Regions from separate parts of the Homo sapiens genome. Here regions 2 and 3 are each linked to region 1. Evidence: chromatin loops called from intact Hi-C (ENCODE). Cell type or tissue: endothelial cell of umbilical vein. All regions are shown on one strand. Links, peaks and the distances in the headings refer to the core of each region. The heading gives the core; the rest is flanking DNA. Region 1 holds the start of LOC124903956 (a long non-coding RNA gene). Region 2 has its middle 10 kb from the start of KSR1. Region 3 has its middle 49 kb from the start of LINC03146.

Region 1 (10,707 bases), core at 889-8,888:
GACGTCATGCGTGAATCCGCTCAGGCCTGGATTCCTGAAACAATCAATGGTTAGGGATAGAAATCCGCTTAGGCCAATTGGACCAATCCCTGGTGCTGGCAATGAGGTCAGTCTTGAAGCACATGGGTTACGTGAGGGAAGGCAGGAATCTGAATGAAAGCTGGGATACTGTAGGGCAGAAGGAAATGGGTGCTGGGTAGGAAACACCTTAACGAGCATCCTCTGCCTCCTTTCCGTGTCTGATCCAAGTCCCTGCCATCCCAAACTCCGTTGGAAATTCCCCCATGAGAATCCGGGAGGGGAGATAAACTAGATGTTCACGCTCACCTTGCCATTTTATGCCCAAACCCTTACAGATCACCCAATTCAGGCCCCTCATCTTACAGATAATGAGGCTCAGAGAGGAAAATGACTGCCCAAGGTCACGCTGTGGCTACAGTTGGCTGTAAAGTCATTCAAACCTTCCCAGTTCCTTTTCTGAGACCCGTCTGTGATGGGTAATTTTATGTGTTAATTTGGCTAGGCCACGATACCCAGATATTTGATCAAACATTATTTTAGATGTTTCTGTGAAGGTATTTTTTCGATGAGATTAGCATTTAAATCAATAGACTTTGAGTAAAGCAGATGACCTTCCACAACGTAGGTGGGCCTCAACCAACCAGTTGAAGGCCTTAATAGGAAAATGATTACCTGCCCAGAAGAAGAGGGAATCCTGTGAGTGGACTGCCTTTGGGCTCAGCTGCACCTCTTCCGTGGGTCTCCAGCCTGCCTGCTGACCCTGCAGATTTTGGACTTTGCCAGCCTTCACAATGGCATGAGCCAATTTTAAAAAGTAAATCCCTCTCCCTGTGCATATACATCCCATTGGTTCTGTTTCTCCAGAGAACTCTGACATCCCTAAAGGCTCAACCTATTATTTATCCTGACTTTGGGCCTACACCTATGTTTAAAAAAGTAATATTCTAAAAGAGTGGCTGCTCAGCAATGGGTATAGGATTATTGAATAACTAGTTTTCAGTTAGTGATGAGCTGGTGGAGTGTATAGAGACTAATGCCAGGGTTCTCACAACTGTAGCAATAATGTAACTGAAGAAAAGAGGCTTACCCTGTTGATGTTCAACATCAGCAAAGATCCTTTTCTCCCTGCTGTAGCTCTTTCTGCTTGAGACAAAGTGTCCATGTTATCGGGATCTGCTATGCGCCATCAGGCTCCCTTTAGTTGCCCTTTGGGCTGCCCACATCCATTTCCCCTTCTCAATAGCCAAAATTCCCTTTGGGGCATTACCCTTCCCCAATGTGGATGGCTAATTGTGGGCAGTGCTCCCACTAGGGATGCTCAAGGGGCCAGACCTGTTTCTCCTGGCTCCCATCCAGCCCGAGTGTGAGCATGTGACTTCAACCCAGCCAATCATGGACTCTCTCCTGGGACTTTAAATCAAGTGACATGAGAATAAGAGGGTGTATTACTCCGTTCTCATGCTGCTATGAGGAAATACCTGAGACTGAGCAATTTGTAAGGGAAACAGGTTTAATTGACTCAGTTCTGCAGGGCTGGGGGGCCTCAGGAAATTTACAATCATGGCAGAAGGGGAAGCAAACATGTCGTTCTTCACATGGCGGCAGCAAGAAGCTCAGAGCAAAGACGGGGGAAGCCCCTTATAAAACCATCAAATCCCGTGAGAACTCACTCACTATCACAAGAACAACATGGAGGTAACCACCCCCATGATTCAAGTACCTCCCACGGGGTCCCTGTGGAGATTCTAGATGAAATTTGGGTGGGGACACAGTCGAACCATATCAGAGGAGAAGGTTGGTGCCATGCATTGCAGAAGAGGCAGGAGAGGCATCAACATTTCTACAGGCTCCTCTGGTTATGAGACTATTTATGGACTTTCTGTGAACTCTGTCCAGCTTCTTGGCCTTCCAGTGTGCTCGTGGTTCTGGCCATTTCCAAGCCTATCAGGCTCCTGTCAATTTTGCAAGCCCCTGTGAGTCTTTGCTTTGATTATCCAGAATTGGCATCTAACCAGCAACCAAGTCCCCCGACTGATACAGACCGTTGAGTACTGTCTCCAGCTCTGCTTTAACTTAGTGATGTCATTTCACTTCCCCAAGCCTCAGCTTCCTCATATGTAAAATTAGGGAATGAGCCTAGATCTGTGTTCTGCAAATATGTTTCAGCCACAGGAAATTTCATGCAAACAAATTTTCCTTATAGGAGCAGATAAATCATAAAACTGGTCGACGCAGTGCTGCTCTGGTTAAAGAGAGTCCTGTCCTCTTGGCACTTTCTCAGTAGTGCCCTGCTGTGACTCCTGCAGGGTTCCATAGAGCACGCTGGACTAGACAATCTCTAATACCATAAAGGGACAGGGGTGTACTCTCTCTCCCTCATGGCAATGAAAAATAGTCTGGGTTGATTTAATTAACTCAGGGAGGCGTCATATCCACAGTTTCTTATTGACAAAAACTTGTTTCTTCTCTTCTTGAAGGAAATGTGCTTAGCAAATGTCTGTGATATGTTTAAACACACACACACACACAACCAATTTAGCTGCCAAGTTTTTTTTTCTTTTCTTTTCTTTTCTTTGAGACAGAGTCTCGCTCTGTTGCCTAGGCTGGAGTGCAGTGGTGCGATCTCGGCTCACTGCAATCTCCACCTCCGAGGTTCAAGTGACTCTTCTGCCTCAGCCTCCCGAGTAGCTGGGATTACAGGCACTCACCACCACGCCCGGCTAATTTTTGTATTTTTAGTAGAGACAGAGTTTCACCATGTTGGCCAGGCTGGTCTCAAAGTCCTGACCTCAGGTGATCTGCCCACCCCAGCTTACCAAAATGCTGGGATTACAGGCATGAGCCACTGCACCCAGACAGCTGCCAAGTTTTAAGAGCACTTTTTATCATGGGGAAGGCACAGCAAAACTACAAAAAGCAAACAACAACAACAAAATCTTGAGTGGGGATGTTTTAAACCATTTAAAGTGTCTCTTTTTAAAATTTTTTATTTTTTAATTAATTAATTAATTTTGAGGCTGTGTATGAGACTGGCTAATTTTTGTATTTTTAGTAGAGGTGGGGTTTTGCCATGTTGCCCAGGCTGGTCTCAAACTCCTGGGCTCAAGGGATCCACCCGCCTCAGCCTCCCAAAGTGCTGGGATTACAGGCATGAGCCACTGTGCCTGGCCCAGACACACTTTTTCTCACAAAAAAAGTGCTGACTTATGCATTTATCATGGAGAAATACTCAATTCTATATCTCAAAGACCCAATAAAATAATCTAAAATGGACAAGACTCTATTCACAAGTGCCTTAAAGAGACACTTTAGACTAGGCACAATGGCTCACATCTGTAATCCCAGCACTTTGGAAAGCTGAGGTGGGTGGATCGCTTGAGCCCAGGAGTTTGAGACCAACCTGGGCAACATGGTGAAACCCATCTCTACAAAAAATACAAAAAAATAGCCAGGTGTGGCGGTGCCTGTGGTCCCAGCTACTTGGGAGGCTGAGGTGGGAGGACTGCTTGAGTCTGGGAGGTTGAGGCCACAGTGAGCCAAGATCACTCCACTGCACTCCAGCCTGGGCAACAGAGTAAAACCCTGTCTGAAATTAAAAAAAAAAAAATCTGCCATAGGCCTGGTGCGGTGGCTCACACACTTATAATCCCAGTGCTTTGGGAGGCTGAGGCAGGAGGCAGCAGGAGGATCACTTGAGATCAGGAGTTCAAGATCAGCTTGAGCAACATAGCAATATTCTGTCTCTACAAGAAATTAAAAGAAAAAAATTAGCTAGACATGGTGGCATGTGCCTATATATAGTTCCAGCTACCCAGGAGGCTGAGGTGGGAGGATCACTTCGAGGCTGGAGTAAGCTGTTATTGCACCACTGCACTCCAGCTTGGGCAATAGAATGAGACCCAGTATCCAAAAAAAGAAAAAAAATCTGGTGTATATTTAATTCCATGAAGAAATCAAACATTATCCCTCCCTTTGGCCTGTAGCACCAGGTACTTTGCTTAGGATTTTCACACACACAATCTCATGTATTCTCAAACAACTTTCTGGAAAAGTATCATTTATGATTCCTGTTTTATTGGTGAGGACACTGAAGCTCAGAGAGATTAAGTCATTTACCTAAGCTCACATAGATAGTAAGCAGCCACTAACTGCATGGCTGCAAAGCTTATGTTCTTTCAAATATAATACTCTACTCCTTTCGTTAACACTATGCATTTGGAGATATTAAAGTGTAGAATAATTTGACTACATAGTTCAGTGGTCTTTCAGCTTTCTCTTCTAGATACAGCCTCAATAGGGAGACCCAAAACTCCCAGCTGAAGAAGCATCAGAGACCTCTGGGTGCCTCCCTTGGGTTCCATGTGTCTCTGCAGGAACACTGGTAGAGTTAGTTCTTGAAAGGAACAGTCCTCTTAACCCTGGGGAGTCTTATTTCCTATGGCCAGTTGAAGTTTCCTCTAGGAAGGCAAGCTCATTTTAACAAACTACAATCAGGAATAAATATTTACAACTAAAAAAAAGGGTTTTGTGAAAATGAATTCTCCGACTCTCTTCTTTGTTACTCTACAGACATCATCAGTCACTGAAGATAATGACGGAGTTATGGGATTAGGGGATATGGGATACGGGATATAAAGGTAACTATGACCTTGCTCAAATAATTCTAATTTTGACTCTTGGTTACCACTTTGTCCTTGTCAGCTGTTCTTATTTCTAAAAATGATGGTACTCTAAAGATAATCCAAAGAGTATTTATTCATTCCAATGAAGTTAATCAACATTTGCATATGTGGTTTACTGGGCAATAAATCATTTCTAGGTACTGGTCCTGAATATGCCACTTCATAAGTAACTGTGTACTCTTGGGTAGGTCACATAAGCCCATTGAATCTTATTTTCTTCATCTCTGAAATGAGAGATTTAGATGAGGCATTCTGTAAACTTTAAGATTCTTATTTTGCTGGTTACTTTCAAGGACCTGGGAGCTATGCAATCCCAAATGTGTCCAGCAGAGGTCAGGAGATGTCACTAAAAGCTCTGAGGGCTACTTTAATCCCAGTTAGCTTTGTAAATAGTTTTATGATAGTCCCTACTCTCTGTGTTACTTACCTGATTTTTTTAAGGTTGGGCAGGCATTTTTCTTGAAAAATTAAAGTAGGGATGCATTGTGTGCTTTAGGCCTCTTTCTCAAATGTAAACCATTTCTCCCCTGGCCAATGCCTAGTGAGCAAAGGTAAATTGCCCAACAGAAGGTGATACGTGGGAACAGTTTAACCTTTGGTAAATGTAAGCAAGTATGGATGCTATGGCAAATTCCATTTCGTCAAAACTTTCTCTTTATGACAAAGGATTTCTAAGCTCTAGCTAGTGATCTAATATTTTGAAAAAATTCATGATCACACCACTGCACCAGCCTGCGTGACAGAGTGAGACTCTGTCTCAAAAAAAAGAAAAGAAACATATTTATCCAGCAAAATTATCGTCATAATATGGGTTTCAATCAATATTTCTCTTTTTCTCTCTCTTCTGGGTTTCATCAGAAAAATTATCTTGGAAATATACCATTGCAGAGATAGAGACTCTTAATAAATATTTAAATATTATAAGCATTGGTTTATTTAGGCAGAAACAGGAGGACTGATTTAAATGTGGGTTGAATCCAAAGAATTGGGAATCACAGGAAGACCCTGCAGCAAGGTCAAGCCCGTCACAAAGAGCTGTTTAAAGAAAATGTAGTAGAGACAGTCTGGAAGTTAAAGTTGACTCTGGGTAAGACCCCCATTTAAACCTTGGTCAAGTTATTTGGTAAAGTTTCTTAACTTTCCTGGAGATAAACTCCCCCATTTCCTTATCTATATAGTGAAGACAGTGGTAAAACCTCATAAGATTTGTGTGGGGATTAAATGAGCTAATACACATATATAAAGAGTTTAGGAAAACACTCGCCACACATTAAATGAGCAATAAGTGAGAGCTATTGCTGTCATACATTTTATTAGAGAGGAGTGTTTTTAGAAAAAGCAAATGGGGAACAAAATCACTATGTCTTTTTCTAAATCTCTTTCATGACTATCTCAGACTAGGTTTGATGATTCTGTAGTGTGTTTCAGCCACTGGAGCTGAGAGACCCCGGCCCGGCCACCTGGCCATGCAGACTTGACTGGCACCATCATTCCCAGCTCACAGCAGCAGCAGAGGCAGCTGGATGCCCATTCCTGCCAGCCAATCCTTATCCGACTGCCGGCCCGTCAGCCAGAGTCAGAGGCTGCCTTCCCCATGGAGCAGGGACTGTCGGTGGCCTTCCCCCTCTCTCAGCCCCACGTGGAGCCTAGGCTGGTGCTGAGTTGCCTGCTCCCTGCTTGGAGGTCAACTTCCATCCAGTGCTTCATCTTTGGCCTCTGAGGCTTTTCTGTTTTTCAGCACTCAGGCCAGGTGAGGGTGGCTCATGCCTGTAATTTCAGCACTTTGGGAGGCTGAGGCTGGTGGATCACTTGAGCCCAGGAGTTCAAGACCAGCCTGGGAAACATGGCAAAACCCCGTCTCTACAAACAATAAAAAAATTAGCTCAGTGTGGTGGCACACACCTGTAGTCCCAGCTACTTGGGAGGCTGAGATGGGAGGATTTTGGGAGCCCAGGGAGGTCGAGGTTGCAGTGAGCTGAGATCGCACCACTGCACTCCAGCCTGAGCAATAGAGTGAAACTGCCTTAAAAAAGAAAGAAAGAAAGAAAGAAAGAAAGAAAGAAAGAAAGAAAGAAAGAAAAGAAAAGAAAAAAAGAAAATTAGCACGTGGTTTACTCATTGTCATTACTTCTTCCCCTGCTCTGGCAGGCGCCTCTAGGACAGGTCTGCACTGATCTCTCCCACCATCGCTAACCCACGGTAGGATGGACTGGGCTCTGAGAAAGCTGGGAACAGTGGGCCAAGCAGGGCAGGGAGGGCTATGTGCTTCCTGCAGGAGAGAGAGCTGGGTCGTGCTGCGCTCTGATGATGAGGGGTGTGAGCTGGGTGGCAGGAGGCATGGGCCAGGTGGGATGGCTCCCTCGAAGGTTGGAGAAGGGTTGGCAGGGGGGCAAATGAACAGAACATTCCAGATCAGCTGTGGCACCCATCACCCACCATGGGCTGTCCAGCAGGGTGGGGGCCAGAGCAGGATTGCTACAGCCTGCTCACATCCTTGAGACCTTTCTGAAGACCCAGGCCAGTCGTCGAGGGACCTCCCAATCACTCACGTTCAAAACCAAAGATTAAAAGGGAGATGGCTGTCTCCTTACACCGACCATAGCTCCAAACTTTCTGAAAAAGGCTTAAACTCTTAAGGTTTGTGCTTACTCAAATGGAAAGAAAATGGGAGGAAGTGTCAATTCAAAGAGAAACTTTCTGCTTCCTTCTAAAGATGACTGCAGCCTAATTCTGGCTCTGACACTGTCTTGCTCAGATCCAGCCAAGCTCCTGGCTCCTCCAGGCCTTGCTTTTGGTGCCTGTAAGGCAGCTCTGGAGTAATGGGGGCAAGCCCCACCTGTGAGGAGTGGGGGAAGGCGTGAGTGTGATTTGTGATTGCTGATACTTGATGCCCACATACCTCACTCTCAACATGTGTTACTATCAGTGTAATTTAAGATATTTTTATAAAACCAAAAAAAAAAATCTAGTGTCTTACCTTGTTGGAAATCCCCTTTGGGAAAGTGCTAATACTAACTATTGAACATGTATCCATTGCATTTATAATTATCCTGATAATAACTGCCATTTATTTAGAAAAAGTATATAGAAAGCCATGGTGCAGTAACACCATTCTTCCCATTTTACAGACAGGGACACTGAGCCTTAGGGAGATGAAGCAATTCTGCCTAAATGCAGGCCGCTAGGCATGCATGAGCTCAGAGCTGGCACTCTTAAACCCTTCTGCGTGTCTCCATGCACAGTGAGTTCCTGCTCGGCCCACCCTCAGGGCTCTGCGGACAGGCCTGCCTCAGGACCTTTGCAGGTGCTGCTTTCTCCCTCTGGGATTCCTCTCCCCTCCCTCCCGCCCCCTGCCCTTCCTTCAGACTTCTGCCCCATGCCCGCTATTACTGAGCCTCTCCCTCCCATATGAACGGGTCCACCTCTTCGCCCTTTCCCTTTCTTGTTTGTCTTCCTCCCTTCCTCGTTTGATCATTCTCTGTCTGCTTCCCCCACTAGAATAAAGACCTGTGGGGTCTTTGTTTTGTGCATGGCTGTATCTTTAGGATCTAGGAGAAGGTGCTCCCTCACTATTAATTCAACAAACCAGTGAATGAATGAGTGGCCGCCAGGATTAGCGGGGCTGGTGGGCAGAGCAGAAGCAGTCTGGATGCCGAGATTTGAGGGAAAGCTCCCTCCAAGCCCTCAGGACTCACTGTAGGGTTAACTCACTGTAGGGTTAACAGGGCCCAGCTCTGGCAGAGCACAGTTCAACAGCCAGGAATGAGCTCAGCTCCCGTCCCCACTCCCCCCTTCATCAGAAGACTGAGCAGCTTTTTCCCTCTGCCAGGCTTCCAGCAATACCTCCCCTTGGGGTCTTTTCTGCTTATTCTCCCTTGGGAGGTACTGTGGGAGTCCAGGGATTGGGGTGGGGTGCAAGCGTGAGGGTCTCTGGGGAAGGGAGACTGTAAACACTTCCATTTTAGCACTGAAATCCCTGAAGTCTCTTCCCTCTGGCTGGTTGGTTCAGCCAGAATAAACTTTCTTTTGGGGTGAGCAGCTTGGCTGGCTTTTCAAGACTCAGTTCAGACATCTTTGCCGCCCGTCTTCCAGGTTAGTGCCCTCTTTGCTGTCCTCAGGATGGTCTCAGCCCTCTCTCTGCTTCTCACAGCAGCGTTGCCTCTGTCTGCTTCTCAGAGAACACTCACGGTCTGGGGTCGTGCCTTTCTTCCTCTGGGCCCCAGGCCCAGAATGGCAGGGGCTCAAATCAATGTTTGTTGAGTAAATGAAGTGGGATGGGGAGGCGACCGATGTTACCATCTGAGAGCCAGCACTGTGCATCATCAATGTTTGCATGCCTTCTCCAGCTACAAGTGCCAGGGTCAGCCGCGAATCCAGAGGGGACCACATTTTATGTAGGCCATAGGACTGACTCAAGACAAATAATGCTTTGCCCTGCAAAATCAGTGCTGTTGGGCCAGGAGTGGTGGCTCACACCTGTAATCCCAACACTTTTGGAGGACGAGATGGGTGGAACACCTGAGGTCAGGAGTCAGAGACCAGCCTGGCCAACATGGTGAAGCTCCATCTCTAACTATAAATACAAAAAAAAATTAGCTGGGCGTGGTGGTGTGTGCCTGTAATCCCAGCTACTAAGGGGGGCTGAGGCAGGAGAATTGCTTGAACCTGGGAGGCAGAGGTTGCAGTGAGCCAAGATCGCACCACTGCACTCCAGCCTGGGCAACGAGACCCCGTCTCAGAAAAAAAGGAAAAAAAAGAAAAGAAAAACCAGTGTTGCTGGTAGCAGGCTGCCCCACGGTTAGTCCCTATCCAGCTCAGAGAATGAAGACACCAGCATCAGGGGCATCTCCCTCACTCCTCCCTTCCCTCAAGCTCCAACAGCTTCTTGCATGCATCCTCCCACTGACTGCAGAGTGGAGGGTGGGGAGTGGGGGCAGTTCTCATTTACAGGGGGAAAGAAATCCTGGGTGGGGGTGAGAAAGGGGAAGAGCAGTAGGGGAAGCCCTGAGGGTTGGGTGAGCACCCCTGGAAGCCCAGAAACCTCATTACCTTCCATTCTGACTCATCTGTCTTCTAATTCTTTCTAGCTTCTTGGCAAGGACAGAGGACCCTGCTGAGAGGGCTTCAGGAATGGCCAAAGACTGAGACGGTGCAGCCTCAGCCACGCCCAGAAAGAACTTGGATAAGTCTGTCTTGCTGTTTTTCCAGTTTTTGTTTGCACCTCACAGGAAGAACTGGTCCGCCTTCATTCCTAGCCCCACCAAACTGACAGGTTAGACTGACTCAGGGACCATCCCCTTTGTCAGGCAGTTCCCTCACTTGCTGGACTGACCGTGGTTCTGCAGTGTGGTTGGGGCCCCTGCATAACACTTTAGCCAACAACTACATTAGAGAACTCTTTGTCTAGACTAAAGCCACATTTCCCAAAGTCGTCAGATTAAAGACATCACCTGGAAGTTCTGATTGGGTCGGTCTGGGGATGCCCTGAAATCGACTTCTGAAGCGCGCCAGATGATTTATAAAATAGCTCAGTAAAAACCAAGCTCAGCCGGGCACAGTGGCTCACGCCTGTAATCCCAGCACTTTCAGGGGCCAAGGTGGCTGGGTCACTTAGGCCCAGGAGTTCAAGACCAGCCTGACCAACATGGTGAAACCCCGTCTCTACTAAAAATACAAAAATTAGCCAGACATGGTGGCACATGCCTGTAATCCCAGCTACTCAGGAGGCTGAGGCAGGAGAATCAGTTGAACCTGTGAGGCAGAGGTTGCAGTGAACTGAGACCGTGCCATTGCACTCCAGCCTGGGCAACAAGAGCAAAATTCTATCTCAATAAATAAATAAATAAATAAATAAATAAATAAATAAATAAATATACCAACCTCATAGAAAGTGATAGAAAATGTGAAAAAAACAAACAAACCTCATTAGCGCCTGGCCCCTTCCCACCTGTCAAGCCTAATTCCCTGCACATGCGCCCTGAGCTTCCTCCTGCAGTTCGCTCTG
Region 2 (10,707 bases), core at 1,770-9,769, 210 kb after region 1:
GAGATGGGGTTTCTCTATGTTGTTCAGGCTGGTCTTGAACTCCCAACCTCAGGTGATCTGCCCACCTTGGCCTCCCAAAGTGCTGGGATTACAGGCGTGAGCTACCACGCCCAGCCCTATTTTCACTTTCTTTCTTTTCTTTCCTTTTTTTTTTTTTTTTGAGACAGTGTCTCACTCGGTTGCCCAGGGTGGGGTGCAGTGGCATGATCTCAGCTCACTGCAGCCTCTGCCTCCTGGGTTCAAGCAATTCTCCTGCCTCAGCCTCCCAAGTAGCTGGGATCACAGGCACCTGCCACCACGCCCGGCTAATTTTTGTATTTTTAGTAGAGACTGGGTTTCACCATGTTGGCCATGTCAGTTCTGAACTCCTGACCTCAGGTGATCCAACCGCCTCAGCCTCCCAGAGTGTTGGGATTACAGGCGTGAGCCACCACAGTTGGCCTATTTTCACTTTCTTAATAGTGTCTTTGGAAGTGCAAACATTTTGAACTTTGAAGAAGTCTAATTTATCAATTTTATTGTGTTCTATCTATCTATAGATCTATACATACAGACACTTCCTGATTTGCAGTGGTTCAGCCTAACAATTTTTTGACTTTACCATGGTATGAAAGACATATACATGCAGTAGAAATCATACCAAGTAACCATAAAACCATTCTGTTGCCCAGGTGAGGTGGCTCAAACCTGTAATCCCAGCACTTTGGGAGGCCGGAAGCAGGCAGATCACCTGAGGTCAGGAGTTCAAGACCAGCCTGACCAACATGGAGGAACCCCATCTCTACTAAAAATACAAAATAAGCTGGGCATGGTAGTGCATTCCTGTAATCCTAGCTACTCAGGAGGCTGAGACGGGATAATCACTTGAACCTGGGAGACGGAGGTTGTGGTGAGCCGAGATCATGCCATTGCACTCCAGCCTGGGCAACAAGAGCGAAACTCTGTCTTAAAAAAAAAAAACACCACACACACAACAACAACAACAACAACAACAACAACAACAAATCCTGGCTAGCACAGTGAAACACTGTCTCTACTAAAAATATAAAAAATTAGCTGGGCATAGTGGCACCTGCAGTCCCAGCTACTCAGGAGGCTGAGGCAGGAGAATCGCTTGAACCCGGGAGGCAGAGGTTGGGAGGTTGCTGTGAGCTGAGATTATGCCGCTGCACTCCAGCATGGGCAACAGAGCGAGACTTCGTCTCAAAACAAAAACAAAAACAAAAACAAAAAAAGAATAAAACATTCTGTTTTTCACTTTCAGTACAATATTCTATAAATTACGTGAGATATTCACCACTTTATTATAAGACAAGTATGTGTTAGATGATGTGGCCCAACTGTAGGCTAATGTATGTGTTCTGAGCACATTTAAAGTAGGCTAGGCTAAGCTATGATGTTTCATAGGTTGTGCACTAAATGTATTTTTAACCTGATTATTTTCAGCGTACGATGGGTTTGTTGGGATGTAACCCCATCATAAGTAGAGGAGCATCTGCATATAATTTTTTTGTGTGTGCACATATTTTTAAAGTCTTGCTGACAGGATTTGCTAATGAATTAGATTTCGGGTAGTGAAGAATTAAGAATGATTCCAGTGGTTTTGGTCAAGCAAGTGTCTAAGATGGGGGAAGGCTACAGAAGCCAGGAAGTTGGGGATGGGGGATCAGGAGCTCTGTTGTGGATGCACGGAGTTTGAGCTTGTCTGTTAGAAATCCCTGTGGAGATGCTGAAAGGCAGGTGGAATCTGGAGTTCAGAGTCATTTGATAGATTAGGTGGATGGGTGAGGTGGCAGAAGGCCAACAGGGGTGAGAGGGTGGACTGAAAGGAGGAGAGAATTGAGGCCTGCCCGGGGCATCTGCACTTAGAGGTTAGACAATGAGGTAAACCCAGCAGGAAGACGAGGAGTGGCCAGTGAGGTGTAGTTAATCTTCCTGAACGTTAGTTTCCTTGTAATAACTAGGCAGTAGTCATTAATAGTACTTCCCTCATAGCATGATGGTGAGGTTCCTGGAATGTGCACTAAAAGTGCTTAGAGCAGTGCCTTGCACGTAGGAGCTGCTCAGTGCGTGTTAGCTAAAAATGAGAATCTTCTCTAAACCTTCTAAAGAATTGTCAGACCTTGCCTGCTGGCCTTAGTTATCAGGTGAGAGCATCTACAGAGAAACTTGGAGCCCACCTCAGCCAGGTGGCCTGGGCACTGTAGGATGCCAGCTGCTCAGGGGGAAGACTACTGCCCACAGCCTGGCACCATCAGGCTGGCCAAGACACATCACCAAGCCAGCAGGTTTGTGCAACAGACTTGGCTTCCAAAAGGGAGGCCCTGAAGGCCCAGAGACCCTCAGGGATAGGGCCTGGCTGAAGACTGTGGTTAAGGAGGTGAGAATTTCGAGTCTGGTAATTCTTCTATTAAACAGAAATGTGACTTCATACTCCTGAGCCTCGAAGCCTGGACTTAAATATTAATCCCCAGTGGGTGAGGCTGTGTACCAGGTCTAGCTACATAATTTGCAGACCCCACTGAAAAAGCAAATGTGGATCTCTTGGTCATGTGTCATGAGGAATGTAAAGGCAGTTATAGCAGAGCATTAAACCAAGTGTGGGGCCCTTAGCACCAGGGCCCTCTGTGACTGCACAGGTCATAGGCCCATGCAGCTGGCCCTGTCTGGCCCTGTCTTGTTTCCATCCACAACGATGGGGGAGGACAGAGTCTGGAAGGTTGAAGAGGGAGGCACTAGACACTCGTGGGTAGAGAGAGCGCTCTGGGTGCAGTGTGAAGAGTGGGTCACGGTGAGCAGGGGTGCTCGGGGCTGTTGGAGCTCCATGCTGAGATGGGATAAGGTCTGCCCAGATGGGTGGGGAAGGAATGGGAGAGGAGCGGGACCCTCTCTCTGGGGAGGTTGCCCTGCAGCTTTCTGGCCCTCCCTGTTTCCTGCTCAGTTTTTTTGCCTTCTCCTTGGGAATTCTCCTGGGACTGCCATTCTGGGATATGCATTTTTGTTTGTTTGTTTGTTTGTTTGTTTTTGTTTTTTTGTTTTTGTTTTTTTTGAGACAGTTTCACTCTTGTCGCCCAGGGTGGAGTGCAATGGCATGATCTCGGCTCACTGCAACCTCTGCCTCCTGCGTTCAGGCGATTCTCCTGCCTCACCCTCTGGAGTAGCTAGGATTACAGTTGTGCACCCCCACGCTCAGCTAATTTTGTATTTTTAGTAGAGATGGAGTTTCACCATGTTGTTCAGGCTGGTCTCGAACTCCTGATCTCAATTGATCCACCCTCCTCGGCCTTCCAAAGTGTAGGCATGAGCCACCAGGCCCAGCATGTTCTTTTATTCCACTCCCTTTGGTAGAGAGGGAAGCTTCCCCACTGGTGTGGGGGCTGAGAGCAGATTTCCCCCACTGACAGAAACGTAGACACCACAACCCCTCCCTCATGGCACCATTGCTATCCCTTCAGGAACTGCGGCTTGGGATGTCCTGTTGAGTCACATCACACCCAGCCTCTCACTGGCATTGACTGTCTATGACATTCAAAGGCAGAAAAAGTACAATATGACTTTATTTCTTAATTTAATTTAATGTTCATGAAGCAAGGATTGAACAATAGAACTTAACAAAAGTTTTAGACAACCTCTGTCTTATTTATTAATTATTTTTTATTTTTCAGATTGGGTCTCACTGTGTTGCTCAGGCTGTAGCACAGTGGTGCGATCTCTGCTCACTGCAACCTCCACCTCCTGCCTCAGCCTCCTGAGTAGCTGGGACCACAGGCGGGCACCACCACGCCTGGCTAATTTTTTATATTTTTGGTAGAGATGGGGTTTCATCATGGTACTCAGGCTGGTCTTCAACTCCCGAGCTCAAGTGATTTGCCGCCTTGGCCTCCCAAAGTGCTGGCATTACAGGTTTGCAACACTGAGGCTGGCCAATACAACTTTTTTTTTCTTTTTTGAGACGGAGTTTCACTCTTGTTGCCCAGGCTAGAGTGCAGTGGCATGATCTTGGCTCACTGCAACCTCCACCTCCCAGCTCAAGGCATCCTGCCACCTCAGCCTCCTGAGTAATGGGGACCATAAGCATGCACCACCACGCCCGGCTAATTTTTTGTATTTTTAGTAGAGATGGGGTTTCACCATGTTGCCCAAGGGTCTCGAACTCCTGGGCTCAAGTGATCCTCCCACCTAGGCATCCCAAAGTGCTGGGATTACAGGCATGAGCCACTGTGCCTGGGCAACAATTTTAAAGAAAAAAATAATAAGAACGGTGTCACCAAAACTTTGGCATAAGGAACCTAGATACTGAGCAACTAAGCATTCCTCTCAGATGCCCAGGGCACAGGGAACAGATGAGGCATTTCAATCTCCATGAAATGGGGAGCATAGCTGCAGGAAGGGCAATCATCATAAGCCCTAGTGTCTTTAGTTTACCCCTCCCCGCCTAGGCACTTAACCACCCACCCACATCACTCCAGTCCCACCTGTCCAGGGGAACAAGAATGTCAGAAGACAAGAAACGATTCTTGAATGGTGGAATTTCAGGCACCATGGTTATCATAATATGTGTTGTGTTCATGGGTGCGTGATGGCGGCAGAGGGATCTTTGTCTCCTACCGGGGACGAGATTAGTGTTGCCTCTACTTACCATAAAATGGGTCCTCCCAGGATATTAAATCCAGCTTGTGAAAGATCTCTGTGTTAAATTGACCCACTCAATTCAATGATGAACCGCAAGCTTTTTGGAGCACTGTGATATGTGAGTGGGGCCCTTTCTGCAAAGAGCTCACAGGCCAGTGCAAGAGTAAGAAAGCAGAGAGTTTTGAGGCAGGAGTGTCCCCTGACACTGAGGACAAGCATGGGAGACTTTGGTGGCTTGGAAGAAATGAGCTGGGCCAGCCTGGAGGTGAGGGAGGGTTTCCAAGAAGAGGTGACTTCTGAGTCCTGAGTGGTATATCGCTATGTAGGAGTGAAAGTGGTGGTGGTCTCCAGGCAAAGAGCGATTTCAAGGTCAATTGGCTTGTGATTGGAGCACCTTCTGCTCGGACTCTGGATCCCACGACTCGAGCAGATTCGAGGCCTCCATTTCAGCGAGTATCCTGCTTTTCTCTGCACTACCATTTTATCCCTTTTATTCTCATTTGCACACAAACATGTTCTAGTATCTCCCTTCAAGAAAGAAAGAAGGAAGGCAAGACAGAGGAAGGGAGGAAGGATGGGAGGAAGGAAGGAAGGAGGGAAGGAAGGAAGGAAGGAAAGAAAGAAAGAGGCGGGGAGAGAGAGGGAGGGAGGAGGGAGGGAGCGGACCTCTCTATCAGTTAGGGTCCTGGCAGGAATCATAATCGGCTCAGATGGCTCAACTGATGTCAAAGAGGTCTAGGCTATGTTTCTGGTTATTCTATGAATAAAACCCACTGAGCTAATACTGATTACCTTTTGACTACCACTGTGGCATTCAAGCAAGCTGATATAGGTGAAAGGACTTCAAAGAGTTTAAAAAACAATGGTACAACAGAAAATCAACTCAATCAATGAATGATCATCATCATGACTTATATCACAGATGTGAAAGTATCTCATGGCATTCAGATCCCAGGAATTTTTGTTCCTGGACTCAAACACTTGCTGCATTTCCTGCAGGCAGGCAACAGAGCAAGGGCATTGAAAACATGAATTCGGCTTCAATGAATTTATCTGGAATGGTGCAATCGGAACATCTAGAAAGAGACTGTTTTCATTTCACCATACATTTAGATTTCGTGTTTTGTGGTTTTTAGTGTTATTTTTATTTTGACTCATATTTGTGGGAATAGATGCCATAATCCCTTCAATGCTTTGACCCTGGAAAGGACATTACGTCATCCTTCATTTCTAGTCACTCCTCATCCCCTTCCAAACAACCTGCCAGAAACAGCTGCCAGCCCTCAACTCACTGCCCCAATCTGTGTGCATCACCTCTTTCTGTAGCCTGTGATCATTGGGAAGCTTCTGGAAAATAATATCCTAGCTATGGAAATGATTGGCACTGTTCCAGTGTGCTTACTCATGCAGGGCTCAGAGGCTGGGGGCTTTCTGTGTATTGCTCACTTAATCTCTGTGACAACCCTACTCAGGCAATTTTCAGATAAGAACCCTGAGGCTCAGAGAGATAAAGTGACTTGGTTAAGGTCACATTGCAAAGGAGGGTTAGAAATGAAATTTAAACAATTTCCGCTTCTGCAGCCCTGGCCTTTAAACCATTCTTCATGCTGCTGCCTCATGGAGGCTGGAACCAGAGGGGGCAAAGAGATGACCTCATTCTGAGTCTTCACTTTATGGAATTATATGTCAATAATACGAGACCTCATCAACTCCCAAATCCAGGTTGCCAGATCCTCTGTTCATATTTCACATATATGTGTAATATATGTGACTATAAATTTAATAGGAAAGGAAGTTTCCTTTAAAAGACCCAGTAGAATATTTAGGTGCCTATGAGGAAATTCAGTCTTGCAAAAGTAAAACAGTGGAACTTCTTTTTTTGTGTTGGTTTTTTTTGTTTGTTTTGAGACAGGGTCTCACTCTGTCACCTGGGCTGGAGTGCAGTGGCATGAACGTGGCTCATTGCAGCCTCAACTTACCAGGCTCAAGTGGTCTCCTGCCTCAGTCTCCCAAGTAGCTGGGACCACAGGCACATGCCACCATGCCTGGCTAATTTTTGTATTTTTTTGTAGAGATGGGGTTTTGCCATGTTGCCCAGGCTGATCTTGAACTCCTGGGCTCAAGAGATCCTCCTGCCTTGGTCTCCCAAAGTGTTGGGATTACAGATGTGAGCCACTGTGCCCGGCCAAGCACAGACAACTCTTCCAAGACGTCTTGCTATAAACGTAAGCAGAGAAAGGGCAGAAGCTGGAAGGGGATTTGGGGATGAGGGAAGGTGTGCTGGCCATTATCCCATCCAAGGTCCATTCACTGTCCATTTGGGTCCCACTCTGGGCCCCGGGGGAGAGAGACCCTTTTGCACTGCATTACTGGGGCTCTTCTGGTTAGAACACTTCCATATGGGTTCAGCCAAGGGGAAGCAAAGGCAGGAGAACTGAAGGCTGGAGGAAAGAGAGAGCAGGTGTTCTGCCCATCCCTCTCTGCTTCAGTGCCCTGTCTCGGGCAGGAGCTGTGTCCCCCTCCATGCCTGCAGTTCCTTCCAGGCTGCCCTTTTCTCAATGGCTCCTGGAATGCTATTTCTTCCCTTGGTCCTTTCTGGGCCAGGAGTTGTCACCCTACAAACCTTCATTTGTCTCTGGGTGCTGCAACATCCTTGTTTGTTCCCTTAACTTTGTTAGTAGCCTCTTTGAATCAGTTGAACCAACTGAGAGAATCCTGATTTCTGCCAGGACCCTAACTGATAGAGTGGTCCCTCCCTCCCTCCCTCCCTTCCTTCCTTCCCTCCCTCCCTTAAGGGAGATACTAGAATATGTTTGTGTGCAAATCAGAATAACAGGGCAGATGGCTGGGTGCAGTGGTTTATGCCTGTAATCCCAGCATTTTGGGAGGCTGAGGTGGGCAGGTCGCTTGAGGCCGGAAGTTTGAGACCAGCCTGGCCAACATGGTGAAACCCCATCTCTACTAAAAATACAATTAGCCAGGCATGATGGCAACATGCTTGTAATCCTAGCTACTCGAGAGGCTGAGGCAGGAGAATTGCTTGAGTCTGGGAGGCGGAGGTTGCAGTGAGCCAAGATAGCACCACTGCACTCCAGCCTGGGTGACACAGCAAGACTCTGTCTCAAAAAAAAAAAAAAAGAATAACAGAGCAGAAAGGGAGAAAATGATGATGCAGAGAAAAGCAGGATACTCACTGGATCAAAGGCCTTGAGCCTGCTCGAGGGCCTGGGATCCACAGTCCCAGCAGATAGACATTGCCTTAGACTCCAGCAGGATGCCTCTTCGGCGGTTGCAGGAGGAAAGGCAGGAAGCCTGGGCGCAGGGGCAGGAGGGTTGATAGATCTGGCCTGAGGGCTTTGAGTTTCTCAAAGGAGGGCGAGCCATGCCCATCAGCTGAGGAGTGCAGGGGAGTTTGTGCAGATAGAAGACAGTATGAAACAGCCATCTCAGGGAACTGGAAAACTTTCTAGGAAAGGTTGGTGGGATTGCCAGGTATGAGGAATGCCAATTTGAGGTTTGTGGTCACAAATTTACTTATTTATTTTTATTTTGTTATTATTATTTTTTGAGACAGAGTCTCGCTCTTGTTGCCCAGGCTGGAGAGCAGTGGCACAATCTCAGCTCACTGCAGCCTCTGCCTCCCGGGTTTAAGAGATTCCCCTGTCTCAGCCTCCTCAGTAGCTGGGATTACAGACGTCTGCTACCATGCCCAGCTAATTTTTGTATTTTTAGTAGAAACGGGGTTTCTCCATGTTGGTCAGGCTGGTCTTGAACTCCTGACCTCAGGTGATCCGCCCTCCTTGGCCTCCCAAAGTGCTGGAATTACAGGCGTGAGCCGTGCACCTGGCTGGATCATGAATTTAAAGAGCAACCCGTCAACAGTGCTGTGCGCTTTTCTCCAGCACCTGCAGCTGCTCTGGCACCGGCCTGAAGAAGGTGAGGGTTAGGTTTTGGAAGAGTTGGGACTTAGCCAGGTTTACGTGATGGACAGAGAGGGGCAGGTTTATTGAGGGTTTCAGCCGGGGAGTGACAGTCATGGTGGAGCGTGGGATCTACTCGGGGTTAGAAGGGAAGCAAGCACATGAGTGGGTGACAGTGAAAAAGGTGATACTGAAAGAGGATTGGAGGCTCTGATGAAGCATGGCATGGAGGGGGAGCTAGAGCCTGTGATAACTGAGTTGAAGTGATTGGGAGAAGACTGCAAGAAACAGCAAGTGAGGGAGCACAGGGTGTACCCTGATGGTATCAGCTGGGCAAGGGTTTTGAAAGCAGAGGAGGAGAAATGGCTCAGAAAGTAACTGAATGAAAAGAGGGCACCCACATCCCCTCCTGGCCTTCCCAGGACGTTTCTCCCTACGTCTCCCAGAGCAGTTCTGTCTCTTGCCAGGTTGCCTGAAAAAGCCCACAACAACTTGGGTGGCTTCAGTTTTAGGCCAAATCAGGCCATTTTTCAACTTTGTTTCTCCTTACAGCCTGATCCACAGCCTGGTTCTGACTGCACTGCACAGGTGGTAGTAATGTGTCTTCTAGGACGGGCACACGGGAGTCAGATCTCTAGACAGAAGGCCTGGTTTCTTCTCCTGTAAACTGCATTCCCTCCCTCATTTGTTTATTCAAACATGTGTTAAGCACTACTGCATGCCAGTCCTATTTGCTTTATTTTCTTTACCTCTCTCAGCCACCCTGAGGGGAGGGATTATTTTTTATTTATTTTCATTTTTATTTTGTAGAGACAGGGTCTCACCATGTTGTCCAGCGTTGTCTCGAACTCCTGGGCTCAAGTAATGGGGGGAGGATTATTACGCTCATTTTTACAAATGAGGAAATAAAACTCAGAGAGCTGAAAAATTTGCCAAGGTCATATTGGGTCTATCTGAGTCCAAGGAGACTCACTATCCAGATAGGGAAAGAATCAGGTAGGGAAATAATAAAACATAAGTCGTTGTGCAAAGTTTTAAGGGAACATGGAAGTTAGAGAGATTACTCCTGTTATGGGAGAAGAGGTGGGGTGCATGTGAGTTAGACTTCCAGGATTAGTAGAAATTTACATATGGAGCTGGAGAGGAAGGACTGCAGGCAGAAGTGATAGCCTGAGCAAAGACATCATGACATGAAACTCCATGGTGTGACCAAGATTGTTGAGTTAAAGGCAGAGACAAGATTGTCTATAGGCCTGGGGTTCATGAACAGCCTCAAGGAGATGGTCCACAAACCCCCAGACATTTGATCTCAGTTGTGGGTGTCTTTTTTTTTTTTTCTAGAGAGAGGCTTTTTATTTTCATCGATTCTTCAAACCGGGACATTCACTCAAAACAGCCTTGGGTAGCAGATAAGCTTGGAGACATCAGCAGGGCCCGGGAACACAGGACCTTGTAGCCCTGGTTCAAGAATTCATACTTCACTCTGAGGCCAACAAGGAACCCATGGTGTTTTCTAGCTGGGAGAAAGCACCCACCTTAAGCACCCTTTCTAGCCTTAGGAAGACAACACAGTTTACTGTGAGCTGAAATAGATGGAAAGTTCTTCTATAAACTAGAACACAATCTACTGTTTACTGCCGTATCCCTAGAGTTGGGCACAGTGCTGAGCACATATTGGGGGTTCAGTAGATATTTGTTGAATGAATGAATGAATGTGCACAGGTGTACATCATAACAATAAAAAGAATGTATATCTCCAGGGTGGCTCCGTGCATTTCTTGACTGATTTAACTGAAGGTGAAATCCACGAACCATAAACTCTAGAGCTTCAGGCTCTAACAGAAACCTACTGAGTCCTGAGATGATGCTAGGAGTGGCGGGGCAGGGGTGGGTAGGGGAGAGTGGGTTTGGCACCTGAGGGTGTGGTTACACCTGGCTGCAGGATAGGGCTCTTCCCAAAGTGCCCTTTGGCGTCTTTGGAGGAGTGGAGGCTACACGGTCAGGATGGCCGGAATTCTTCTTTTCCTCCTTCGACATTAAATCCATCTGCTTGTCCTGTTGACTCTGTCTCCAAAACATGTCCTCTATCCCCTCTATTTCCTCCCTCTCCTCCACTCTCACCCGGTTCCTGCTCCCCACCTGGCCTGGGCCACCG
Region 3 (10,707 bases), core at 1,847-9,846, 150 kb after region 1:
CTGCAAAATTATAACTGAGGCAGTGAAAAGAGATCTGACCTGGCCGGGTGCTGTGGCTCATGCCTGTAATCCCAGAATTCTGGGAGGCCGAGGTGAGGGAATCACCTGAGGTCAGGGGTTCAAGACCAGCCTGGCCAACATAGTGAAACCCCGTCTCTAGTAAAAATACAAAAACTAGCCAGGCGTAGTGGTGCATGCCAGTAGTCCCAGCTACTCAGAAGGCTGAGGCAGGAGAATTGCTTGAACCAAGAAGGCTGAAGTTGCAGTGAGCTGAGATCCTGCCACTGCACTCCAGCCTGGGCGACAAAGTGAAACTCCATCTCAAAAAAAAAGAAAGAGATCTGACCTAACCAATTCCATCTTACTTTTAACCTCCAAGCTATCCTTGTTCATTCCTGACCATAGGACAAACTATTAATAACTTTATTAATAACTTTGGGAGGAACTTAGTTTACAGTTTAAAACAAAGACAATAACAGCCTTTTCCCAAAACAAAGCCTCTTCTTGGCTGGGGACTAGACTGCCTTTGTAGGACTAATAAATTAGCCGAAAGATTAGAAATTATGGTTTAGGAGTCATGCAGCTGGAAGCTACAAGATTCTGACCATCCCCAAAGAACTACTGGGGAAATTATCACCATTGTAAAACCTGAGATCAGTGCTTGTGATATTTTGCAGGTCAGCTGGCACCACCCAGATTCATAAACTGAGTCATCTGATCTTATGGCCCCAACCCAGGAACTGACTCAGCGTTAAGAGGACAGCTTTGGCCCTGTTTTGTTTGTTTTTTTGTTTTTTTGAGACAGGGTCTCACTCTGTCACCCAGGCTGGAGTGCAGTGACACGATCTCGGCTTACTGCTACCTCTACCTCCCAGGCTAAAGGCATCCTCCTGCCTTAGCCTCTGGAGTAGCTGGGACTACAGGTGTGAGCCAACATGCCTAGCTAATTTTTGCATTTTTTGTAGAGATGGGGTTTTGCCATGTTGCCTAAGCTGGTCTCAAACTTCTGAGCTCAATCAATCAGTCTGCCTCAGCCTTCCAAAGTGCTGGGACTATAGGCATGAACCACCACTGCCTGGCCCTATGATTTCATCTCTGACCCAACCAATCAGCACTCCCAACTTACTGGTTCTCCACCCACCAAATTATCCTTAAAAACTCTGATCCCTGAATGCTCAGGAAGACTGATTAGAGTAATAATAAAACTCCAGTTTCCAGCACAGCCGGCTGTGTGAATTACTCTTTCTCTATTGCAATTCCTCTGTCTGGATAAATTGGCTCTCTGTAGGCAGCAGGTAAGGTGAGCTCACTGGGCAGTTACAATGCCTACATCATTCACTTCACTTCATCTTGTTGTATAAGCATTTTATCATGTTACATCATCACAAGAAGAAAAAGGATGGGCACAGTACAATAAGATATTTTGAGAGGAAAAGAGAAAGAGAGAACATATTCACATACTTTTTATTCCAGTATATTGTTATAATTGTCCTATTTTATTATTAGTTCTATTTTATTATTATTATTATTATATTATTCTTACTGTGCCTAATTTATAAATGAAACTTTGTCATAAGTAGGTACATACAGGAAAGACATAGTATATGCAGGGTTTGATACTACCGCCTATTTTAGGTACACTTCAGGGGTTTTGGAACATATCCCTTGCCATTAAGAGGGGACTACTGTATTCGTAATTTGTGTCTTCTGTCTTTCTTAGTTAGCCTGGATGTTGGTTCATCATTTTTATTGATCTTTTAAAAGAACAAGATTTAGATTTTATTTTCTCTATTTATTTCCTGTTTACAGTTTTGTTGGTTTCTGCTCTAATTTTTATTATTCCTTTTCCTCTGCTTGCTCTGAGATTAAATTGCCCCTTTTCTCTAGTTTTTTAAGGGGAAAACTTAGGTTATTAATTTTAGATCTTTCTTTTTTAAAATATATGCATTTAATGATATAAATTTCCCTCTAAGCATTGCTTTCACGGCATTCAACAAATTTTGAAGATTTGTATTTTCATTTTCATTTTCTTTTTTTTTGAAACAGTGTCATGCTCTGTCACACAGGCTGGAGTACATCGGCACGATCATGGCTCACTGTAGTAACCTCAAACTCCCGGGCTCAAGTGATCCTCCCAGCTCAGCCTCCCGAGTAGCTGGGACTATAGGCTTTCACCACCATACTTGGCTAATTTTTTCTATTTTTTTCGTAGAGATAGGTCTCACTTTGTTGCCCAGGCTGGTCTCGAACTCTTGGGCTCAAGCACTTCACCTTCCTCAGCCTCCCAAATTGCTGGGATTATAGGCGTGAGGCACCATGCCCAGCCTCATTTTCATATATTAAAAATATTTAAAAATTTCTCCTGAGACTTCTTCTTTGACCTGTGTGTTACTTAGAAGTGTGTTGTTTAATCTCCAAACATTTTGGGATTTTCCAGCTATCTTGCTGTTACTGATTTCTAGTTTAGTTCTGTTGTGTTTTGAGAACATATTTATACAGGAACAGGATTCTATCCTGGACATTGTTCATGTTACGCTGTAGAGGCTCTGGTTTCTGTTAGTCCTCCGAAACATGTTGATTTCTTTCTTTTTATTAGGCAATTAACTTCAAACTCTGCTCTTCGGTGGCAGCTCAAACCTCAGTTCAGTTATTTTCCTCTGCTAAAGTATTTTTCATGCATGTGTGGTTCAGGGAGCAGTGAGAGATTTGGGCAGAGTTTACAGATGGGATCTGGAGCCACCCCCTTTCCGAGCCTTTCCTTTATGGCACTCCCCACTTCACTTTCCAGTGGCTGTGGTTGCTCTAAACTTTGTACTCTGATTCTTTAGGCCAGAAAGACCGCAGGTTCCCCAAGTGTGCTCTGCTGACTGCAGCGCACCTTCAAGATCAAAGCCAGAAAAACAGATAACTCACCATATGTCATGCCCTTCTTCCAAGTGTTGACTCCCAGCCAGGGCCTACTTGCTTTTATTCACTCTTCAGTGCCTCGCGTTGGTTTTGGGTTTGTTTTGCTTTTTCGTTTTGTTTTGTTTTTGTATTTTGTCAACACTTTCTATCTGTGGGATGGTCAATTCAGTAGGATCTTAGTTCTCGTGGAAGAGAAATCCCCCAACCCAAGTCATAGAAAGGTAACGTCACTGACCTGTGGCCACTCAGCTAGCAAATTGAACGGGTATTCCAACCCAGGACTAAGCAACACCAGTCTCCTCCGCCCCCAACCCCACATACTTTTTATTATGTGGATCTGTCTTCCATCTCTTATTTGTCAAAAGTCCCAGAACTACTTACTCTGACTTTTCTCTTTGCATAAAATCCATCCAGATTTAGGAAGAAGTTTTATTTATTGCCTTTTGTGCATTGTCTCTCCTGTGAAAGGATGATGATTAAAGTGCCTCGGCTTTGAAGTTAAAAATACCTGTGTTCAAATCCTGCCTCTGATATATATGTGATCTTGGACAGGTCGTTCCAGTTTCCTTATCTGTAAAATGGGGGAAACAATAGTATTGACCTCAAAAAATGGTGGTGAAGATTAAATGAGATATTTCACATGAAGCTCAAAGAACGGTGACTGACCTCCAGTAAGCAGTCAATAAATGAGACCTCAGGGGTTTTTCCTACTCTGAGGTAGGGGAGTACTCACAGTGGGATGCTCCATCAGATATTTTTCCAAGAGGAGGGTACATCAGGGGCCTGAGCCCAGGACACTGTTTGAGAGGCTGGTCCTCTTGGGATGCCAGCCTTATTAAGCTGGGGCTGCTGTCATGTCAAATGGAGTAGCACAGGAGCCTAGAGTGGTCCATGTTTTTCGGGGAAAGAAACCCAAGCCCAGAGAGATTCAGCTCCCATCTGAGATCTGTGCAGAGCTGGGAGTGCAGCCCAGCTCCCCTGAGCTCTGCTTCCAAAATCAATGGTATTTTTCTTCTGTTGAATGCCCATGTTCCTCACCGGGGGAGCTTCGGGTGCAGGGCCTGGGCGCAGGGTGGGTGTGGGTGGCTCTCAGAGGCCAGGGGGCCCAAGAGGAGGAGCTGTGAGTACTGCCATCACAGAAGGTGGATGAGGAGGAGATTTCTGTTTTATTTTTCTCCAGCAGGCTGGAACGATTTCTAGAAGGAACACAAAGAGAGGCGGAGAAGCCACTGAAGAAAGAAAGAAAGGAGTAGAGGCTGGGAGCAGGGGGCGGCGTGGGGAATGCAAAGGAGGAAGAGGGGAGTGGCTGCTGCTGGCCGGAGCCGGCGTCTCTGGTTTTGGTCTGGCCGTGGGCCAGCAGGCAGCGGACAGCACAGCACGACGGGCTTGGAGAGCTGGCAGGGCGCTGCGACAGAAAGAGGACGCCGGTCAGGGTGCTGGGGGAGGGGACCCTCTGCCCACCCAACCCCGCCTGGCCAAGGAAATGTCCGTGTAGTGAGCAGTGACCACATGATGCCCTTTCACCCGCCTCACATGTTTAATTAAAAAAACAGAAAAACAACCTCCTTCTAGACAGTCTTATGGTCTCTGTTTTTAGATGGTGTCACAAGGCTCAGAGAGGGTAAATGAAGAGCCCGAGGTCACCCAGCTTGTAGGTAGCAGAGCGGGGATGCTCCTCACCCTGCACGGAGCAGCCTGTAGCATCATAAGCTGTTGCTTGCCCTGACGTGGGGAGCCAGGGGGATGGCGGACTTCTCAGGTTCGTTTCTCTGCCCACACCTGGCAGGCTGTCCCTGAAAGCTGTCCTCTTTCATCATTTATTCAGCCATTCATCCATTCATTCCTGAGCATTCGAGGCTGCGTGCTGAACCCTGGGGGACCACAGTGAACAAGCTAGATACCACCCTTCCTGCGAAGAGCTCGAGGCCAGTGGGGGTCCCTAAGGAGAGCCGGGAACATCAAACCTGCGGATTGGGAGTAAATATTAAATCCAGTTCCTCTCCCCGATTTACATGCACACACACGCACCCGCACAGTCCCTTCATCTTCTGAGTGTCATGGGAACGGGGACTTCTAGCCCTCGGCGGTGGCCAGCAGCACTGGCAGCCGCCCAGCCGCAAGGGGACGCTGTGAGGGCAGCGAGCAGGATTCCCTAGGCCCTCGCCCCCTGGTGGCGGCAGCGGCTCCTGCTCTGCTCACCACGCCCCTCGGTGATTTCTGGCCCTCCCCCGCCCCGGTTGAGCCTCTTGGGGGCCTCTTGGGTCACCACTTCTCTCCCTTCCTGTTCCAGCCCTGTGGGGAGGGCCTGTTGGCCTTCACCTAGGCCATGCCCTGGTGTTGCCACAAAGCGCCTTGGAGGCCGTATCTCACCAGCCGGCAGGAGGTCCCTGCATCAGGCCTGGGCCTCAGACACATTCTCTCCTGTGATCCTCTAGCCAGCCTCTCCCCCGTCCCCCCTTCTGATGAGCCAAAGGTTCTGCGCCATGCATGCTCAAGCTGGGACTGCCGCTGTCCTGGACAGAGACCAGCTCTAAATCAGGCAATTTAGAGCCAGGCGTGGTGGCCTGCGCCTATGGTCCCAGCACTTTGGGAGGCCCAGGCAGGAGGATTGCTAGAGCCCAGTAGTTCAACCAGCCTGGGCAACATGGGGAGAACCTGTCCTACAAAAATGAAAATAAAAATATTAGCCAGGCGTGGTGGCCAGCACCTGTAGTTCCAGTTACTCGGGAAGCTGAGATGGGAGGATTGCTGGAGCCTGGGAGTTGGAGGCTGCAGTTAGCCGAGATTGCACCGCTGCACACCAGCTTGGGCAACCAAGCAAGATCCTATCTCAAAAAATAGACAAATTTTAAAAATCAGGCAGTTTAGGTGAGACTCAACTGCCAGTCAGCTGAACTTGAAGCTAAGGCTGTCTTCCTCAAGTTGATCTCTTTTCTGAATGGCAAATCCTGGGGAAAGCAAGGGAGCAGTGGATTTGGATCTTTTAGCCTTCTGCGGTCCAGGGATCCGAGTTTAGGGGAGGTAAAAGGAAGACAGCAGACGCAGCAATTGCATGCCAGGCACTGTGCTGCTGGAGCTCCTCAAACGGTTTCTCAGTCCTGACAATGACTCTACAGTGGGACTTATTTTCTGTCTTTTACAGAGGAATAAATGGAAACTCAGAGAGGTTAAGTAACTTGCCCAAGGGCACACAGCTAGGAAGTGGCAGATGTGGGATTCCAGCATCAGCTCCTGCCCCTCACCACATTGCAGTGGCTTCTGGTTCTCCCGTCCCACTCTCTGCACTCTACAGACAGCACCGTGCCCTCCTCCTCCCTGTCTCCATGCTATTGGACATTCCTCCTCATCTTCTCCTCCACTTCCCTGCAGACAGTCAGGGCCACCTTGCCCCTTAGTACTAGTGAGGGTTTGAAAGAGAAGCACAGCACATTGGGGCCACCAACAGGCTAGGACTCTATGGTCTAGGTGACTGCAAAACAGAGCTATCTGGATAGATGAAATGACCTCTCCCTGAACCACATGGCCCGAGCTCCAGACCAGAAATGAGCTACCGATGCTTGAGAGAGAGCCAGGCACAGAGAAAAAAAGCTAGAGGGATGCTTTGGAAGATGAGATGCTCTGATGGGTGCCAGGGGCTTCGCATGTGATTGGGAGGCCAGATTTCTCACCACCCATTTAGCCTCAGACACAGGCTGCTTTCAGCCAGTGTTATAAGTAGCTGGGAATATAAAAGTTGGGCAGGGAGAGCAGAATCCAGCTTGGTCCTGGGCTGGGAAACATGGATTGGGGGTGGGGGGATAGTGGCTGGTCTGGTACCAGGCTTATGGTTTGCTGGAAAGATCTGTCTCCTCCAGCAACAGCTGTGAGAGAGAGCTGGGTTGTGAACTACCCTGCAGGGGAAGCCTCCATGGGACCCTGGGATTCACACGCACCCTGCTGTGGGTACCCAAGGGTACCTAACTCCATTCTAGATGTCAATGGATCCTTTGCAAAGGTTAGGGTGCTCTGAGACCTCTGCTGAAGGGAAGGAAACTCACATGCATTGAGCATCAACTCCGTGTTGGGCACTGGGCAGGTCATGATGCCATCACTGAAATAAAGGCATCAATAGCCACCACATCTTGAGCATCTGCTACATCAGGAAGCGTGTTAAGCACTTTGTTGTGTTATGATTGCTGACATCAACAGTAACACAGTAACCGTAGCTACAACTTCTTTTTTTTTTCTTTCTTTTTTTTTTTTTTTTTGAGATGGACTTTTGCTCTTGTTGCCCAGGCTGGAGTGCAATGGTGCGATCTCGGCTCACCGCAACCTCCACCTCCCAGGTCTAAGCAATTCTCCTGCCTCAGCCTCCCTAGTAGCTGGGATTGCAGGCGTGCACCACCACGCCCAGCTAATTTTGTATTTTTAGTAGAGACAGGGTTTCTCCATGTTGGTCAGACTGGTCTCAAACTCCCAACCTCAGGTGATTGGCCCGCCTTGGCCTCCCAAAGTGCTGGGATTACAGGGGTGAGCCACTGCACCCGGCCTTTTTTTTTTTTTTTTTTTTTTAATAAAGACAGGGTCTTACTTTGTTGCCCAGACCGGAATGCAGTGCCACAATCTTGGCTCACTGCAACCTCCACCTTCTGGGTTCAAGCGATTCTCCTGCCTCAGACTCCGGAGCAGCTGAAATTATAGGTATGCACCACTGCGCCCAGCTAATTTTTTTTATTTTCAGTAGAGATGGGGTTTCTCCATTTTGGCCAGGCTGGTCTCAAACTCCTGGCCTCAAGTGATTCACCTGCCTTGGCCTCCCAAAGTGCTGTGATTACAGGTGTGAGCTGCCATGCCCAGTCAGTAACTACAACTTCTTGAACATCTTTTATGCTTTAGGCACTGGCTTGGGCTTTACAGATCATTATTACCATCATCACCGTCATCATCATCACCATCAGACTACTGACAACTGCTGTGTTTGGCACTTATTAGAGACCCTTATGTTGTCTAGTTTAACTTGATTCTTAAATCCACCATGTGAAGGAAGTATTCTTACCCCATTTTGCAGATGAGGAAACTGAGGCACACAGAGGTTAAATGACTTGCCCAAAATCATTTAACTTTGAATTCAGGTCTATGACTGCAAAGCCTTAACTCTTCCCACCATATGTCCCTTCCTAAGGAAGCAGATGCTAAGGAATGTTCATTGGCTGAATGAATGAACAAGCAAAGAAACGCAGCTGTCCGAGGTGATGTGTGGAATTTCCAAGCCCCAGGAGGTTAAGCGGGTTGTTGAAGGTCGCAGAGCCAGACAGCAGTGAGGTAAGTAAGGAGTCCCGGCTCTGGTCTCAGTGCAGGCTTCCCTCACAAACCTCCTTGCTACTTTGAGCAGAAGCAACCTTGTTTTGGCAGCTGTTTTGCCCTTACTCATGCCTGGGATAACAGTGGACTCCCGATTTGCATGCCAACTCATTTCCTACCCTTCAGGGAGCTGGGCAGGAGGCCCAGCACTGGGTCCTGCCAATCCCCAGGCGAGCTATCAATGGCAACTGCCAGCTAGTCACGGGAGAGTCATTTCATTCTCTCTCCCTTTTTCTCTAAGTCCTTCCAGCAGGAGGACTCTCAGAGTTCCTGCTGGATGAGTAGGTATCCCCTGGGGCCGCAAGGCTGGACAGGCACCTTGGACCTCCCTATCCAAGCCTCCTGGGGCTTCCACCGAGGATCAATATGAGGGTGTGGAGACAGTTTTGTGGCCCTGGGCAAATTGAAGTCCCTTCTCCAGGTCTCAGTTTTTACGTATCTCCCAAATGGGGGATTGGGTGAGCTGGCCCTCCAGGTCTGCACTCTGTTTCCTGGGCTCTTCTCTAATGAGCCTGCCTGTGACATTGTGCAGTTCCCCCAGCCTCACTCTTGCTGGGAACAAGGCCCAATTTGGACCTTCTACCAGGGTGGGAAATGAGTCGACTGGGAAATTAGAGACTGCTGTGAATCCAATCATGAGTAAGGGTGAAATTGATGCCAAAAGTTTCTGCTTGAAGCAGCAAGGGGTTTTGTGAGAGAAATCCTGAGCTGAAAGCCAGAGGAGGCAGGGGGGTCTCTGACATAGGTTATCTGCTGCTGATCAGGGGTTCCCTGGTGGCAGGTGACAGAAACCCAATTCAAGCCAGCTTGAAAAAAGATGCATTTGTTGGCCCACAGAACTATGCAGAATAGGCAAGATTTAAACACCACCCAGCAAGCACTCTCCCCTTCCTCCTTAACAACAGAACCCCTCTATTGTTAAGGGATGGTGAGGTGTGTTTCACAGATTTCCCTGCACATGGGAATGGCCAATGAGCTAGAAATGGAAATCTTTGAGTGGGGCTTCTAGGATGCTCTTTAAAGGGCTGACCCCTGCCTCTTCCCTCATCTTTCTGCCTGGAAGGTAGGCTTGAGGACTGGTGCTGGGGCAGCCATTTTGAGGCTAAGATAATCATCTTGGGCTAAGAGAATCCCAAAGAACTTAGCCCTGACACTGAACCAACACGAGCAACTGCCTGTTTCTGAAGTTCTCTTCATGCGAAAAGCCACTGTGGTCAGGCTTCTGTTACTCATGGCTCAATTCAGTTTCCAGGTGATACACCTTCATTCCTTGGGACTGGCTTCTTCACTGGAAGAAAATATGTCTCCAGGAGCTCTGGGCTTACTTCCTCAGAGCTTTATAGCCAAAGAGGAAAAAGAGTGTCTCCCCCTGCTTCAATTTGAAAACTCATGGAGAAGAACTCTGATTGGCCCAGCTTGGGTCATGTGCCCCTCCCTTGGTGACACTGAAGCTAGAAAATGAGGCCCTTTGATTGACTCAACTTGGGTCACATGACCTCCCTGTGGCTGAGAGGATGGGGTCTGTTGAAGGAGAAAGGGAAAAGGGATGCTGGATAGGTAAACAGAACAGTGCTTGGAGCTGCACCTGACTCTGACTCCATCGGTTGCTGTGCCTCTGGCTTTCAGCCATGTTAGCACCACCCAGCCAGAGGATGTTGGGTCAATTTGCTCAGGACCCCGAGCAAAGTCTATATTCCTTCCAGCAGGGTTATTGCTACTATTGAATGATGGGGTTAGATATATTAAGTGCCTACCATCTTGCCAGGCACAGAGATAGTGTCCTTCCCATTCCTGTGGGTGGGAAGAGCCCTGAGATTCTCTCCTGGGCTCTATCTGTCTTGATGTGCCCCCATCAGAGGGAAGAGCCCCTCCCATCCTTACCTAAGCCCCTGGGGATTCAGGGCCAGGAAGCTCCCCTTGGGGGGAGTCCAGGGAACTGCCCAACAGTCAAGAGATGGGCCTGCTCTTGCTGGGTGCTAACCAGGTGATCTTGGGTGACTCGCTCAGCGCATCAAGTCTCAGTGTTTTGTCTGCAAATGCGGACGTGCTGTGGTGGGCGCACCGTGGTAAGGGCTAACAGACATGCTGTGTGGAGCCCACTAAGCACAATGCCTGTCACTCAGGGAAGTCCCACTAAATATTTGCTATTAATAATTGGTCTCGGTAATAGTTAGACTCAGGCTTGGCCACCACAGAAAGCATAGCCCCAGAGTGGCCCTGAGTGGAAGGGAGGTTTTTGTTTGTACCCTCCAGCCTGGTGAGGATGGAGGAGGCCTTCTCTGGCTCTCGCAGCCTGGATACCAGATGGCATGTGATCTGGCCTGTCCCTGTCCACAGGAAGCAAGTGATGAAGAAGAGGTTGAAAGCTCTTAGTGCTGCCAAAGCAGAGGGGTTGTAGGGAGGAGACTCAGAAGAGATGCAGGGTGTGGGCCACTGTCACTCACCCACTGAGGGCATCCT

The links. Peaks named below come from ENCODE experiments on the same cell type or tissue, not always from the same donor. Only the 100,000 strongest peaks of a DNase experiment are listed, where the experiment ranks them.
Region 2: it touches region 1 in a loop (2.8-fold over the local background); 45 of 110 quality-filtered maps call a loop at or near these places.
Region 3: a loop joins it to region 1, with 5 times the contacts of the local background. A loop is called at or near these places in 15 of 110 quality-filtered maps.

What each region holds. Positions count from the first base shown.
Region 1 is chr17:27,231,861-27,242,567 of GRCh38, forward strand. LOC124903956 (a long non-coding RNA gene) reads right to left here and starts at 9,849. Exons shown (of 2, transcript XR_007065676.1): 1 at 9,753-9,849; 2 at 5,999-6,563. It also overlaps a transcript of LOC105371704 not described here. RefSeq lists an enhancer at 6,911-7,010. In endothelial cell of umbilical vein, for the core only: a CTCF peak has its summit at 5,038 (motif pointing right); a DNase peak (open chromatin) is centred at 5,031.
Region 2 is chr17:27,440,948-27,451,654 of GRCh38, forward strand. No RefSeq gene overlaps it. Among named protein-coding and RNA genes, the nearest start is that of KSR1, 10 kb to the right of the region's middle. In endothelial cell of umbilical vein, for the core only: no CTCF peak of the experiment used is centred there; a DNase peak (open chromatin) is centred at 5,964; H3K27ac peaks cover 2,069 bases.
Region 3 is chr17:27,376,114-27,386,820 of GRCh38, forward strand. No RefSeq gene overlaps it. Among named protein-coding and RNA genes, the nearest start is that of LINC03146, 49 kb to the left of the region's middle. In endothelial cell of umbilical vein, for the core only: a CTCF peak has its summit at 5,058 (motif pointing left); DNase peaks (open chromatin) are centred at 4,258, 5,058, 6,988 and 8,318; H3K27ac peaks cover 4,831 bases.